Regions from separate parts of the Homo sapiens genome. Here region 2 is linked to region 1. Evidence: read pairs that join two places in POLR2A ChIA-PET (ENCODE). Cell type or tissue: OCI-LY7. All regions are shown on one strand. Each heading gives the region's core, and the rest is flanking DNA. Links, peaks and the distances in the headings are about the cores only.

Region 1 (7,723 bases), core at 1,652-5,651:
TCTCTCCCTTCCCCTCCAGCCTCTTCCACCAGGTGCTGTGCTCCTGCCTTGGGATCAGCCAGCTCCCATGCTGCCTCCTTCCCCAGTATCTTCACCTCCTGGTCTAACCCAGAGATCAGCCACCCTTCTCCTACCCGAGTATCTTCACCTCCTGGTCTAACCCAGAGATCAGCCACCCTCCTCCTACCTGAGTATCTTCACCTCCTGGTCTAACCCTGAGATCATCAGCCAGCCTCCTCTTACCTGAGTATCTTCACCTCCTGGTCTAACCCTGAGATCATCAGCCAGCCTCCTCTTACCTGAGTATCTTCACCTCCTGGTCTAACCCTGGGATCATCAGCCAGCCTCCTCTTACCTGAGTATCTTCACCTCCTCGTCTAACCCTGGGATCATCAGCCAGCCTTCTCCTCCAGTATCTTCACCTCCTGGTCTAACCCTGGGATCATCAGCCAGCCTCCTCCTCCCCCAGTATCTTCACCTCCTGGTCTAACCGAGAGCCACTCTCCGAGTTCAGTGCTGCCTTGGCTCCCTTGGGAATGGGAGTGCACCTTCTCCCACCCTGTATGTGCCTTGGGATCTGGAGGCAGGGCTTAGGTTCCTGCCCTCATGGCCACTTTTGGGTCATGACCCTTCCCCTCGCTGCTGCTTTGAGCCTTGTCTCAGTCGTATTCTGTCCTCTACCCTCAGTGCTAGCATTTCGTGGTCGTAGCTCCTCATTCGTTCCTTGAAAGTTTTGGCCCCTGGCTCACAGTCATCTGCTGCAGGGGTCAGTATTTGTCAAAGCTCACCGGGGACTCCATGGCAGCCGGAGCTGAGTGACCAGCAGCCTGGTTTGCCTGAGACTGGAGTGGCAGCAGGAGCTTTTTGGGATGGGGATGTTCAGTCTGAGGACTAAGGAGTTTCACAGGACGCAGGACTTTCAGTGCTCAAACTAGGAGGAGGAGGTTACCCTAAAAAGACACTGTTAATACCAGGAACCGCTTCTGAGCTGAAATCCAGAGATCCTACTCACCAGAAGCTTCTGTCCTTCAGCTCAGCTGACAGATTACAATAAGAACATCAGATTTTTCCCATTCCAGGTCCCTTTCCAACCCCTCTGCTCCTGCTGGACTTTGCCTCTGCTTTTGAATTCCAACATTTCAGCGATGCGCTTGTCAACGCACTGGAATCCCTTACTTCACTCTCCTGGGGGATTGGGCGGCCCACCCATGCCTGTCCCTGGACTTCTGAGTTCTGCCAGAGAAAGTTACACAGTTGCCTCTCTATGATCCTGATCTCTGCCTCACCAGGGCCTCAACACTGCCTGGAAATCAAATTTTCCTCATCAACCCTCTTCCTCTCCATAATGACTTTTCCAACCTCCTCCACACTTCTTAAATCTCTAGGTTCATACTGAGCCCATCCCTCCTCCTCTCATTTCACTCTCGGCAGATTATCTTTCCACAGCTCACGGGACAGTCGTGCGAAGGCCATTCTCTGACCTTCCCACTGCCCCTTTGCAAATCCGCCTGCTCTTGGGCCTGTACTTTTCTCATTTTTCTGTTTATAGTGAAAGAGGAATCTTATTTATTCTCTAGAAATCCATTTCTGCACCACCATTCTCTCCCACCTCCAATTTATTTATTTTTATTTATTTATTTATTTAATTTGAGACAGAGTCTCGCTCTGTCACCCAGGCTGGAGTGCAGTGGCACGATCTTGGCTCACTGCAAGCTCCGCCTCCTGGGTTCACACCATTCTCCTGCCTCAGCCTCCAAAGTAGCTGGGACTACAGGCGTCCGCCACCATGCCTGGCTAATTTTTTTGTATTTTTTAGTGGATACGGGGTTTTACTGTGTTAGCCAGGATGGTCTCCATCTCCTGACCTTGTGTTTTGCCCGCCTCGGCCTCCCAAAGTGCTGGGATTACAGGCGTGAGCCACCGCGCCCGGCCCCACCTCCGATGTAAACCTCTCTCCTGGTATTTCCTTCTCATGAGCATTTACAAGTGCTCAGGTCTCTCCTATCTTACGACAAAAACAGAACCCAAGCTCTTCTTGGAACTCTCCTCTTTCAGTGACCACTTTCTCTTTCCTTCTCTTGATGAAACATTTTGAGAGCATGTTCTACTTTCTGCCTTGTACTATTACCTACTGCTACACAGCAAATGATTGCACACTCAGTATCATAAACAACCTGTGTTGGTTCCCTCACCAGTTCCGTGGCTCAGGAGCCCGGGCACAGCCTAGCTGGTTTCTGTGCTTCAGGCTCTCACCAGGCTGCTGTCCAGGTGGGCGCCAGGGCTGTGGTCTCATCAGAGGCTCGACTGAGGAAGAGTGTTTCCAGGCTCCCTCAGGTCATGGGCAGAATTCATTTCCCTGCAGTTGTGGGACGTGGGTCGCCTGCAGTTCCATGCCGCACAGGTCCTTACTTCCTTTCAGCTGGCAAGGATGGAAGATTGCAGCATGATGGCTTCACAGGAGTGACATCTCATCACCTTTGCTATCTTCTGTTGTTAGAAGCAGGTGACAGGTGAACAGTAGGTGGAGAGGAATGTGGGATCACCTTAAAGTCACTGTGTTACCTACTTATTCTTTCATTCCCCTTTCACTCCTCAATCCATTAGATTCTGTTTTTTATCTCTGCTACTTTAGTGAAACTGATACCAGAGGGTCAGGATTGGCTACAAAATTTTCTGGGCCCAGTGCAAAGTGAAAATACAGGGTTCTTTGTTCAAAAATTAAGAATTTCAAGATGGTAACAGCAAAGCACTAAACGAAGCGTAGGGCCCCTCAGGCATGGGGGCTGTGAAGGTCCCATGCCCATGAAGCCAGTGCTGCAGAGAGGCCTTAGGTCCGCCCTGCTGCGAGTTCCACAGGGCCCTCTGGTTGTGTTCCTGCTTGGCCTCTCAGCAGCATTTGCCAGCTGGGATTTACCACTGTGGAGCGCATCCTCCTCTGTGAAACATCCCCCTGCCCTCTGAGCGCCTGAGACACTCTCCCCTGGGTTTCCTTCTCTCGCTCGATTATCCCCTTCAGCCTCCTTTGCAGCCTCCCCTTCCTCTCCCCACCCCTTTGTATTTGGGTATTTTGAGGACACTTTTGCCACCCTGCTGAGGAATATCAGCAGTTTCAGCCGCTTCGTTTGCTGTAGGATTTTGGCTGTCATATCTACGTATCCAGCCCATACCTAACTTGTGAGCTCAAGCACCTATGTCAGTGCATCCTTTATAGTCTTGCATGCTTTGCAGGTATCTAAAATGCAGTGAGTCTGTAACACATTTCCTTGTTTTCTCTGATCCATTGAACTGGTTCTTCCTCAGTGTCCTCTATTTCAGCACTTGGCCTCATTCTTTCCCCGGGGAGTCTGGGTTTGTATCTGTGTGCTAACCCCAGGCTTGAGTCCCATCTTTCTTCTGGCTCATCTTGTGCTCCAAGCCCATGCGCCTATGTCTGCCGAGGGTTCTCCCCTTGGACTGCATTTCATCAAATGCTCTCCCTGGACTTCTGTGGTCTGTTCTCATGGTGACCTCGGCTTCCTCTGTTAAAACCCAGCACACTTCATTGCTACTCCTTTGTCGAATGCCTGCTTCCCCCAGTAGAAAATAAGCTATGATAAATAAGTCCACGAGGCAGGGAGTTTTACTGCTTTATCCTCAGTGTCAAGACATATGCCTGGCACAAGCTGTACACTCAATAAATACGTGTTTTAATGAAAGAGTTTGTTTTAATTTTCAGCCCAATTTTTTAAAGAATTAAATTGATTTTTTAGAGACAGGGTCTCGCTATTTTGCCCAGGCTGGTCTTGAACTCTTGGGCTCAAGTGATCCTCCTGCCTCAGACTTCCAAGTAGCTGGGATTACAGGCATGAGCCACCATGCCCAGCCCAGCCCAATTTTTCAAGTGTGACCATTTTGTTGTTTTAGAACGAAAGTGTAGAAAATACTATATATGGAAGAGTAGGACAATGGTATAGTAGGATTCCTGTTCTTGAGATATTAGAAATATCTGTAATGTTATAATAGGTTTGGGCCTTTCAGTTGGATTGTTAGTAATTAGAAAGTAAAGCTGTAACAGGAAATAAATGGGTGTTTCCTTATTTCTGTTGCGATCTGGGCACTAACAGGTGGAAGGAAACTGGTGCCATTTGCCCTGCAGAATTCACAGAATTAACTTGTGCAATTTGGGTGGGAGGAAGTCAAAATAGGTGATGATTAACCATGGAGATGAGTGTATTTCAGATACTGTCATCTGAATCAGTTTGCCCTTACCACAGCAAAAATGTTTTTATAATATTTTATCTTTTTTTTTTTTTTTTAAACAAATAAGTGGTGAGGTAGTCATGGTGAGAGATCTGCATCTCTGATTCTTGGGGGCACTGTTTCCTCACAAACCTGCAGTATCTGCTTTGAAAACTATTTTGATATAGAATGGTGAAATGGATCAAGTATTTGGGGGCCTAATTATTCAGAGACTAAATGTGGCCGGAAGAGGAAGAATTCTACCCAAGAAAGCTGCCGCTGATCTGCTCAACGTCTCGGAGCAGTCTTTTTTTAAGCAGAAGTCAGTAACAAGCAAACACAATGTCAATGGATTTATTAATCTGTTAAACTCTTCATTCTGTTACCTGCTGGGTCTCAATCTTTTTGACCTCAGGACCCCTTTACACTGTTTTAAAAAAGTATTTGAGAATCTTAAAGAACTTTTTTTTGGTTATATCTATTGATATTTTACTATGTTAAAAATTGAAACTGAGAAATTTTAAAAGTTCACTCAAAAATAACAAACAATAATAAACCTGTTACATACTAATAAAAAGGCCATTTATAATGAAGAATAACCTTACTAAAACAAAAAAAAGTATGAGATGAATGTTTCACATTGTTTTATTTATCTCTTTAGTGATTTTTTAAAGTGAAAACCAAAAAAAAATTTAGTGAGAAGAGCGACATTGTTTTCCATTTTTGTGAATCTGTTTCATAACCAGCTTTGATAGAAAATAGCTGTGTTCTCATGTCTGCTTCTGTAATCAGTCTGTCGGGGTAGGTTGTTTTGGGGGTCATGTATGCAGAAAATCTAGTTTCACACAGTTACATCATTGGGAAAGGCCAGAGAATTGAAATAACCTTTTCAGATAATTACGGACATTCTTCCTTGATACCACACCAAAACCTGATGAGTGGTAGTGTCTGAAAGGTTAGTTACAATATTCTGAAGCCATAGCAATGATCTTTCCTACTCTGTTACATTAAAATTTGTCTATCTTGCATTTTGAATAGGACGATAGAGGAATAGTTAAGTCACCTATAATACATTCATGTAATGGCAGATTTTGCAGCCATATATTGAAAAAGTTATTACAGGTAAAATGCTTACAAATGTAATAAATTATCTATTTAATATCCCAATTTTGCTAAAAAATGAAAAGAGGTGTGTATTGTATTAGTTGAAAGGAAATGTATCAAAATATAAATATTTTAAATGATGCATTCATGGGGGAAATTTTCTTTATACTTTTCTGTATTTTCCAAATTTTGTGTGATCAGCACATTGCTTTTAAAATCAGAAGAAAAAAAATAAGTATTTTTTGTTACGAGAGAAATGTCTGTTAAACTGTTTCCCTCATCTGTAGGTTGCCTTCTACGTGTAAAACCCCAGTATTTCCAATTTGAGTGGTAACAAAGATCTGTTTTCTCCCTCAAGTTTTTATTTGTTTAACAGACTATCGTAACCTTTCTGTGGCTGTTTTAAGCTTCACAGTTTTTCCGCTTTATTTCAGTAGTAATTCATTGATTGAATAGACAAGTTTTGACTTGTTCAAGAAAAGTTGCATAAATTAAACTTTCACATGTAGCAGAGACATAATTTGCTTTTTCTCATTTCTGTTATAGCTCAGGCAAGTTCTATTTCTTATCTAAGTGAAATGGCAAAAGAATATCTTGTCCTATGGGATAACAGAGCTACTCTCATGGTTGAGAAATAACATGGAAATTAGCATGCAATCGACTTCTGAGTTATTGTGTCTGAGCTGTTTGCCAGTGGTGTGAGTGTCACAGTTTTATGGCTGGAAGTTCAAGTGGCTTCAGAAATGCAAAGGGCAGCTCACATCTGGGGATTAGTTCCCTGCTTACCCCTGGATTTAGAAAGGATGTTTGCAACTAATAATGTGGCTGACGTGGTATTGTCGTAAAGGATTGCTACTTCCAGAATTTTGTCTTTTGTGGACAGGCCTCCAAATTTGATGATCATCTGTTTTCCTGCAAGTGGAAGATTTCATCATGTTTGTATTTCTTTGTTTTACATTTCTTATGATATAGTTGATAATTAAGATGCCTACAGAAGCTACAAAGCACCCACAAAGCAGGAAATTAGCAACTCTGCCTCTACCACTTGTAGTAAAGCTTGAAGACATTATCACTGACTTCTCCAGCTGAATGTATTGTTCTGTGGCTTTAGTTAAATGTGTCAGTGACTCTCAGGGTTTAGAATCTCTCCCAAGACTGTTTAGGAAGGTGCATCACCCTTTGAAGTGTAGACTGTGATGGAAAACTACTTAATTGCATATTCTAATATTGTTTTAGATTAAAAGACCATTCTGTCCTCTGCTTAAAACAATTGAGGATATTATATTTGAGGGCATCCCTACTGGTTAATATCATCATTACATTTGAAAATGTTCAAATTTACTTTCCATCACTAAGTATGAGTTGAACTTTTTGGAGTAGAAAATGCACTCTAAGGCCGGGCGTAGTGGCTCACACCTGTAATCCTACCACTTTGGGAGGCCAAGGCGGGTGGATCGGTTGAGATCAGGAGTTTGAGACCAGCCTGGCCAACATGGTGCAACCCTGTCTCTACTAAAAATACCAAAAATTAGCTGGGCGTGGTGGCACATGCCTGTAGTCCCAGCTACTCGGGAGGCTGAGGGAGGAGAATCCCTTGAACCCTGGAGGCGGAGGTTGCAGTAAGCCAAGGTCATGCCACTGCACTCCAGCCTGGGTGACAGAGTGAGACTCTGTCTCAAAAAGAAAATAAGAAGAAAATATACTCTGAGTATACCTAATGGTTTATTCTCTTTTATTGTTGAATCCACTATTTACATTTCTTTCTTTCTTTTATGTATTAGACTGGACTAGGAAAGGTTTACAGATCTAAATAAGGAATGAGGAGTGTTATTATCATTGTATTGCCATGACCACAAACTGCGGGGCCTCTCGCCCTTGCCCTCCCCCCTGTGGTTTTGAGGGTAGGAAGCCTTACCATAACCCAGTTCCTGATCATGCCGCCTCCCTGCCGCTTACCTGGTCAGGCCTCTTCGCTGTCCCTACCTACCCCAGGCCTCTGTGTTTGCTGCTCCGTCTGCCCAAAGCTCTTTCCCTTGGTAGCCCTTGGCTATGTCCCTCACTTCCTTCAGGTGTCTGCTGTCTTCTCAGCGCGGTGTTTCATGAATATCCACAATAGTGCACCCTGCCACTCCATTGCCTTACCTGTATTTCCCTGCATGGCACTTTGCACGGCCTGATACTATATTTCCCTCGGTTTGTCAGTTGGCTGCCTGCCCCTGAATGCAGGCTCCCAAGAGGGCAGTGGCTTTGTGTCCTTTGCTGCTAGGCCCATGTTGTTGTGAACAGTGCCTGGCACTTAATAGACACAGACTAAATACTTGATGAATTAATGGGAGGATGAATTCACCAGATTCCCTCTTGTGGGTGACTCTACACAAGATGGCATTTACTCGCCAGGTGT
Region 2 (7,723 bases), core at 2,235-6,234, 190 kb before region 1:
GATTCTCCTGCCTCAGTCTCTCGAGTAGCTGAAATTACAAGCATGTGCCACCATGCTGAGCTAATTTTTGTAGTTTTAGTAGAGACGGGGTTTCACCATGTTGACCAGGCTGGCCTCAAACTCCTGACCTCAAGTGATCCGCCCACCTGGAACTGTAATATATGTCTTTGGCTTTGCTCTCCAATTTAGACAGTAACCCATTAAGTGCAAGATTACATCCTTCATCCTTAAATCAGATAAACTAAAAACATCTTTTAGATATTGAGTTCTCTGCATATCAGAAAAAACCTCAACCAGATGGATCGTAAAGCTAAAATTGTGAAAAAACGTACATCTCTTCTTGGCAATATGCTTAATATAGTTTGGTGTCTCATTAATGTGACCAGTGCTATTTATATGCTTCTCCATGTGCTATTAATGTCGCAGAGAATAATAAGGTAAATGCATCTGTTTGTTTTCTTCTGTTCCTGATTCAGTGGTATCATTATTTATGTTATTAGTATTCTATATTTTCTCCTGTAATGCTTAAAGTTCTGTATAAGCAGTTGCTCTTTCTAATATAGTACTGCAGTCATAAAAGCGATTATCCTCATTTTGCAAACCGGAAAACTGGCACATCCAGAGGTTCGTTCTCTGCCGTGCAAGAAATTTCAGTGAGGGGCCAGGAAATGGGTGAAGAGGACAGCCAAAAGGAAACCATTCCCTCTAGCAGAGTTCACTTGAAAATAAAATTTTCTGAGTACTGTGTTTCAAATCTGAATAATACACAGTTCCTTCTTCAAGGGAAAAAAATTATCTTGGAACCTATTCTCCCACGTGGCCTTAAATTGTTTCTATCAAGTTCTAGAATAATGAATGGATCACAAAAATATTAGCAATGATAAACAAAGATGAAATAAGAATAGATGAAGGCTTGGCTAGGCACGGTGGCTCACGCCTGTAATCCCAGCACTTAGGGAGACCAAGGGGAGTGGATCACCTGAGGTCAGGAGTTTGAGACCAGCCCGGCCAACATGGTGGAACCCTGGCTCTACTAAAAATACATAAGTTAGCCGGACATGCTGGTGGGCACCTGTAGTCGCAGACACTCGGGAGGCTGAGACACAAGAATCACTTGTGTCCGGGAGGTGGAGGTTGCAGTGAACCGAGATCGCACTACTGCACTCCAACCTGCACAGCAGAGGTGAGACTCCATCTAAAAAAAAAGAAAAAAAAAGAAGGCTCTATACCATAAACACCTCCTCAATTTTGATTTTATTGGTTTATCCTTTAATTTATTCAATAAACATTCATTAAATGCCCTCTAGGTGCCAGGCATTGTTCTAGGTGCTAATCTTAATAGATAAAAAGACAAAATGACAGCGCCCCCATCCTCAAGTTCTTCATAGTCTAGTGGGAGAGTCAGACACAGAAACAAATATACAGCAGTGTCATTTGATAAGTGCGTCAACTGAGGTAAGCACCAAGTGCCTGGCAGCCCAGGAGAGGGCACCAGACCAGAAATGGGTGTTGGGGATGGCGCCAGGAAAGAATGGCAGAGAAGGGGCCAGAATAGTGGCTATATGAGCAGACAGTGTTGAAATGAAAATGCTTAAAGAACAAAGATTTAAAAAAAATAAAAGTCAGTCTGCTGGCACTGTTTGTTCTATACTTCTTTCACCTACGTGGGAATGCATGTCAGCAGCCCAGACCTTTGCTGCTTTTTATTTATTTATTTATTTATTTATTTATTTATTTATTTATTTTTTGAGACAGAGTTTCACTCTTGTTGCCCAGGCTGGAAGTGCAGTGGTGCGATCTCGGCTCACTGCAACCTCCACCTCCTGGGTTCAAGCGATTTCCTGCCTCAGCCTCTTGAGTAGCTGGGATTACAGTCATGCGCCACCACACCTGGCTAATTTTGTATTTTTAGTAGAGATGGGGTTTCTCCATGTTGGTCAGGCTGGTCTCGAACTCCCAACCTCAGGTGATCCACCTGCCTCGGCCTCCCAAAGTGCTGGGATTACAGGCATGAGCCTCTGTGCCTGGCTTTTTTTTTTTTTTTTTTTTTTTTCTGAGAGGGTCTTGCTTTGTTGCCCAGGCTGGAGTACAGTGGTGACCCTAGCTCACTTTAGCCTGCAACTGCTGACCTCAAGTGATCCTCTCGCCTCAGCCTCCCAAAGTCCTGGGGTTGCAGGTGTGCCAGCACTCGCGGCCTCAGACTTTTAACTTAAGATGAATATTTCACACTCCTGGATTTCTCAGGGGCTGGCCTATTGGCACTCGCTCCAGACGGGGAGCCCGGCTGGGCATCTAGGGCCACCTGTGCCATGCTCTACTCCCACCCAGTGCAGAGGCTGTCAGGCCCTGCGCTGCTCTTGGATGCTCAGAATCACTTGGGGGAGTTTTTAAAAAGTTACTAATATTAATGCTAACACCCCAGAACTTGGTAGTTAATTGTTCGGAGATGGAACTATGGCACCCGTATTTTTAAAAACCTCCCTCTAGTAATTCTAACACGCAGCCAGAATTGGGAACCACTGAGCTACTTCATGGAGACCGAGGATTTGTGAAAGCCGGGCTCTGAGAACTGGCTGGCAGTATTTCCGTGAAATAGGCAATGAAATATCCTAGTCAGCATCATGCAACAGCTTCCGTTATCCTCGCAATTTTCTAAATTCCTTAAGGAAAACAGTTCCCACTACCAGGTGTGAAGGATTCCTGGCCATTGCTTTGTCAAGTCAGGGGCAGAACAAAGTAGGAAGGGAAAAGGAAGTTTCCATGACGTATTCACCGTTTTTAAATTACTCTTTCACAATCTGTAAGTGATGCCTTGTCAAATCTCCTTTGAAACTTAAAAATTGTTCTGCTTATGAGCGCTGCACAGAGACTTTTTTTCCCCTCCTATCTTGCAAAGAGAATTGGTGGCATCCTTCAAATATTCATCTCCAAAGCATAATTATATACTTGGCAACTAACTGGAGATCTTTCAAAACTTACCTTCAAGCTCCGTGACTTGTCCCTCCAAGAAAAAAACAGAAACAAAAACAAAAAACCCAACCAGATGGTTTTGTGAAGAGAATAAAGAAGAAAAATGGCAGAAGGGTTTTATCCTTCCTTCTCTAGAATGGATTCCAACCAAATGATTTCAACGGGAGATCTTGTTTTCCTTTTACCTTGGACGTTATGAGAAAAAGGCCCTGCCTGCTTTAAGAAATCCTCAAAGGTAACGTCTTTTCTTTAGCTGCTAGAGATTTCCTGCTTGGGCTTCACTATGTGACATTGCAGCCTTAAGGTCTCATTCACACCTCTCCAGCTGCCTGCGGAAGTCATCAGGCAGTGGTTTCTTGCATCACACAGACTGCCCTCTCAATCTCTCAACTTTCTGCAGGGAAATTTTGGATTCGCTCCGTCTGGCTCACTGAATAGTTTGTTAGCCAGGGTTCTTTCAAGAAACAGAACTGAGAGAGATAGAGAGAGAGAGAACACAGAACAGAGAGAGAGAGAGATACATTTTAAGGAGTTGATCCATGCAGTTATAGGGGCCGGCAAGTCCAACATTCACAGGACAGGTTAGCAGCCTGGAAACTCAGGCAGGATTGGACACTGCAGTCTTTTTTTTTTTTTTTCAGTCAGCAAAAATATTTATTGTGAATCTATTATTTGCTAAGAAACATTGACTATATTAGGTACATAGGATGCATTAAACAAAATTCCCAACCCTAGAGCAACTTGTATGGTTTTTGTTTGGTTGGTTTTAAAAAATGTTTTATTATTTATTTATTTTAACTTTTAAGTTTAGGGTTACAAGTGCAGATTTGGTGTTACATATGTAAACTTGTGTCATGGGGGTTTGTTGTAGAGACTATTTTATCATCCAGGTATTAAGCCTAGTACCCATTAGTTATTTTTCCTGATCCTCTCCCTGCTCCACCCTCCAAAAGGCCCCAGTGTGTGTTGTTCCCCTCTGTGTGTCTATGTGTTCTCATCATTTAGCTCCCACTTATAAGTAAGAACACACGATATTTGGTTTTCTGTTCTTGTGTTAGTTTGCTAAGAATGATGGCCTCCAGTTCCATCCATGTCCCTGCAAATGACATGATCTCGTTTCTTTTTATGGCTGCATAGTAATCCATGGTGCATATATACCACATTTTCTTATCTAGTCTATCATTGATGGGCATTTAGGTTGATTTCATGTCTTTGCTATTGTGAGCAGTGTTGCAATAAACATACGCATGCATGCCTTTATGGTAGAACAATTTGTATTCCTTTGGGTGTATACCCGGTAATGGGATTGCTGGGTTAAATGGTATTTCTGTCTTTAAGTCTTTGAAGAATCACCACACTGTCCTCCACAATGGCTGAACTAATTTACACACCCACCATCAGTGGATAAGCATTCCCTTTTCTCCACAACCTCGCTGGATGCTGCAGTCTTGAGGCAGAATCCTTTTTTGTTGGGAAACCCCAGTCTTTCTTCTTAAAGCCATTGAATGATTGGATGAGGCCCACCCACACGATCAAGGCTTTATTTAAAGTCAGCTGATTGTAGATGTTAACCATATCTACAAAATACTTTCACAGCTACTCCTGGATTCGTGTTTGATTAAATACCTAGGTACTGTGCCCTAGCCAAATTGACACCCAAGACTATCACAAAGAGTTTGATGAAGAGAATTAATTTATTAATATTTTCATCAATTTGTAGAATAATGAATGGGCCACAGAAATATTCACAATATTAAACAGATTAAGTGAGAAGAATATATGAAGGCACTATACCATAAAGCTCCCCCTGATTTTGATTTTATTGATCCATCCTTTAATTTGTTCAATAAACATTTATTAAGCTCTTCCTATGTGCCAGGGCCTGCTCTAGGTGCCAATCATAATAGATAAAAAGGAAAAAAAGAGCCCCTGCCCTTAAATTTTTCACAGTCTGGTGGGACAGTCAGACACATAAACAAATATATAGTAGTGTATATTTATTGGGTTTTGGAGTCAGAAAAGCCTGAGCTTTAGTCCCCCACCAACGTGCTCAATGGATATTGAGCTCATCTCTTAAACTTTCAGAGTAAAATTTACTCTTCTGAAAATTTGGGGATGGGGTGTAGATAAGAAGTTTCTAAGGCAATGATGTCACATTTGTCTCTAAAATTTGGAGCCTTTCATGATAATTCAGTGTCCTGAGTTCTTTCCTCATCATCTTAAAGATATAAACACCTTGTGATTATGGATTTTGTGCTGAGTTTCGTTTCGGTGAGTGAAAAGGTGTTCTCTGGAGAAGGATGGATGAAAAAGGAATCAATGGTGAGATTTCTAGAGAGAATAGTTACAAGGGAATTGATTGACAGGATTAAATTGAGGATGATGGTGTGTAGCATGGTGTCTACAGAGCCTTTGCCTGGGGAATCTTACTTTCTTTTCTTTTTTCTTTTTTTTTTTTTTGAGACAGAATCTCACACAACCTCTGCCTCCCAGGTTCAAGCAATTCTCCCATCTCAGCCTCCTGAGTAGCTGGGATTACAGGCACCCACCATCATGCCCAGCTAATTTTTGTATTTTTGTAGAGATGGGGTTTCACCATGTTGGCCAGGTTGGTCTTGAACTCCTGACCTCAGGTGGGGAATCTTACTTTTGATTCTATGGCTGGTAGTTCTACTCTCCTATACCCAACCCTGGCCTGCTACCTAATGGGACTTGTTCATGCTCAAAATAGATTTCTCCAGGACCCTTGAATTATTTTAAGTTTCATTTAGACCATGGTTGGTGTTAAATACTCCACAGAAGTGTCAAGTCATGAAACTACTATGTTTATGACTTGGCTCAACTGGTTGGTTTTTAAGTTTCTATTCATCTAAAATATGCTTTTCTCTGGCAATGAAAATATTGTCAGGTAAATTAAACTGCCATTAAAGCAGCTCTTGACTCAATTCCTGGCCCTGGTAAGCAGAGATGACCTCAGAAACGCAGTTAGGAATCAAATCCAAGCTTGGTGTTAAGAACTACTTTTCATTTTCCCCAGGTCTGTATTTTATCTTTGACTTGATAATTTTAAAAGGAAAGATGTTTGTGAATATTCAGGATGTAATGGATTGCAATAAGGAAAATAAAATTATCCGTATGGTTGCAGAAACACAGCAGATGTGCTGTACCTATCAAGGTGCATCTGCATCTTACAGGCACAAATCACAGCTCAAACGACTAAGAAAAGTACAGCTTCTGTTACTGAAAAGGCCAGAGTCAGGGCAGGCATCACAGTGGCTTGATGCAGTGGCTCAAAGATGGCACCGAAGACCAGCTCCTTCCACGTGGCCTCTGCTTTTCACGATGTCAGCTCCCTTTAGAAGCTGACTCCCCTCTTGCTGGCCACATGGCTGCCAGTAGTTCTGAGGGTTTTAGATCATCACATCCTCGTTCAGCTGGAAGAGAGAGATGAGCAGGGAGAGGGCACATTCCTTTTCCAACCATAGAAAAACTCATGGACTTTCTTCTGTTGTCCTCGTGTTTAAGGGATAAGACCACTCTGCTTGGATTAGTCAAGTCAGGTCTCACCTCTGGAGCTGGGAGTGACGAAGTCTTTCCCATAGCACATTGCCATTCAGCAGGACAGGGGCACCGTGGACTCAGAAGAGGCTCCACGACCCCTGCAGATGCATTTCACAAATTATTTGGATTCATTTTCCCTTTAAGAATTTTCACTGGTGGCCGGGCAAGGTGGCTCACGCCTGTAATCCTAGCAATTTGGGAGGCTGACACGGGTGGATCACCTGAGGTCAGGAGTTTGAGACCAGTCTGGCCAACATGGCAAAACCCTGTCCCTACCAAAAATACAAAAATTAGCCAGGCATGGTGGCACATGCCTGTAATCCCAGCTGCTAGGGAGGATGAGTGGGGAGAATCGCTTGAACCCAGGAGGCAGGAGTTGCAGTGAGCTGAGATGGTGCCACTGCACTCCAGCCTGGGTGACAGCAAGACTTTGTCTCAAAAAAAAAAAAAAAAGAAAAAAAAGACTTTTCATCTATGATATAAAAAATTGGTTAGTTGGATTCAAGATTTTTTTTTTAGCCATAGTATTTGTTATATTTTATATAGGTGGGGGGAAGATGTTGAAATTTGGGGAAACAAATCATAAAATACTTTCTCTGGTTACTAAAATGGAAATGTTAAGCATATTTTCTTCTCTTCTTTGAGAAACAGTAAAATTTATCATTCTCATGGAAGAACAGATGTGAAGTAAAAAATTGAAGTAAACAAAAGTCAGTCATGGAAACATTTACCCTTAACTTTTTATTTCATTCCTTTCCCCTTATTTCCTTCCCAACCATCTACACACAACAAACATAATGGATCTGAGGAAAACTGAAAAAGATGAGCTCGATTTCACTTTGGGAGTTAACTAAGCACCAGATAATTACACTGGTGCTCTCTGGTAAAATCTAGAAGTTCTTCCTGTATATTGTGAATTTCACTTGAGCATCAGCAAGTTTGAGGAAGACCTCCCATGATGAAGGTGTTGGGATAGAGAGGGAGAGCTTGGTTTTTAATCTAATCTTCACGGCTTTGATGTAACGGGGTTTTAAGCTCCCATCCATCACTCCTTGTCACCATTGCTATCCTGGTTAGGAGCCAGTGGCAGAGCTTGGGTTGTTGGGAAAAGGGTGATCATAAAAACTTTTTATGTGTGTATTGATATGTATGTGTGTTTCTGAGTGTATACCTTTGTGTGCAGTGTGAACAT

What was found. ChIA-PET counts read pairs that join two places held together with the same protein. Peaks named below come from ENCODE experiments on the same cell type or tissue, not always from the same donor. Only the 100,000 strongest peaks of a DNase experiment are listed, where the experiment ranks them.
Region 2: POLR2A ChIA-PET joins it to region 1 with 5 read pairs; 5 of 35 experiments call an interaction of 5 or more read pairs at or near these places.

What each region holds. Positions count from the first base shown.
Region 1 is chr10:14,561,079-14,568,801 of GRCh38, reverse strand. All of the region lies in intron 2 of FAM107B (family with sequence similarity 107 member B), which reads left to right. Among named protein-coding and RNA genes, the nearest start is that of MIR1265, 130 kb to the right of the region's middle. In OCI-LY7, for the core only: no CTCF peak of the experiment used is centred there; a DNase peak (open chromatin) is centred at 4,125; H3K4me3 peaks cover 2,117 bases; H3K27ac peaks cover 2,611 bases.
Region 2 is chr10:14,753,204-14,760,926 of GRCh38, reverse strand. All of the region lies in intron 1 of FAM107B (family with sequence similarity 107 member B), which reads left to right. Among named protein-coding and RNA genes, the nearest start is that of FAM107B, 18 kb to the left of the region's middle. In OCI-LY7, for the core only: no CTCF peak of the experiment used is centred there; no DNase peak of the experiment used is centred there.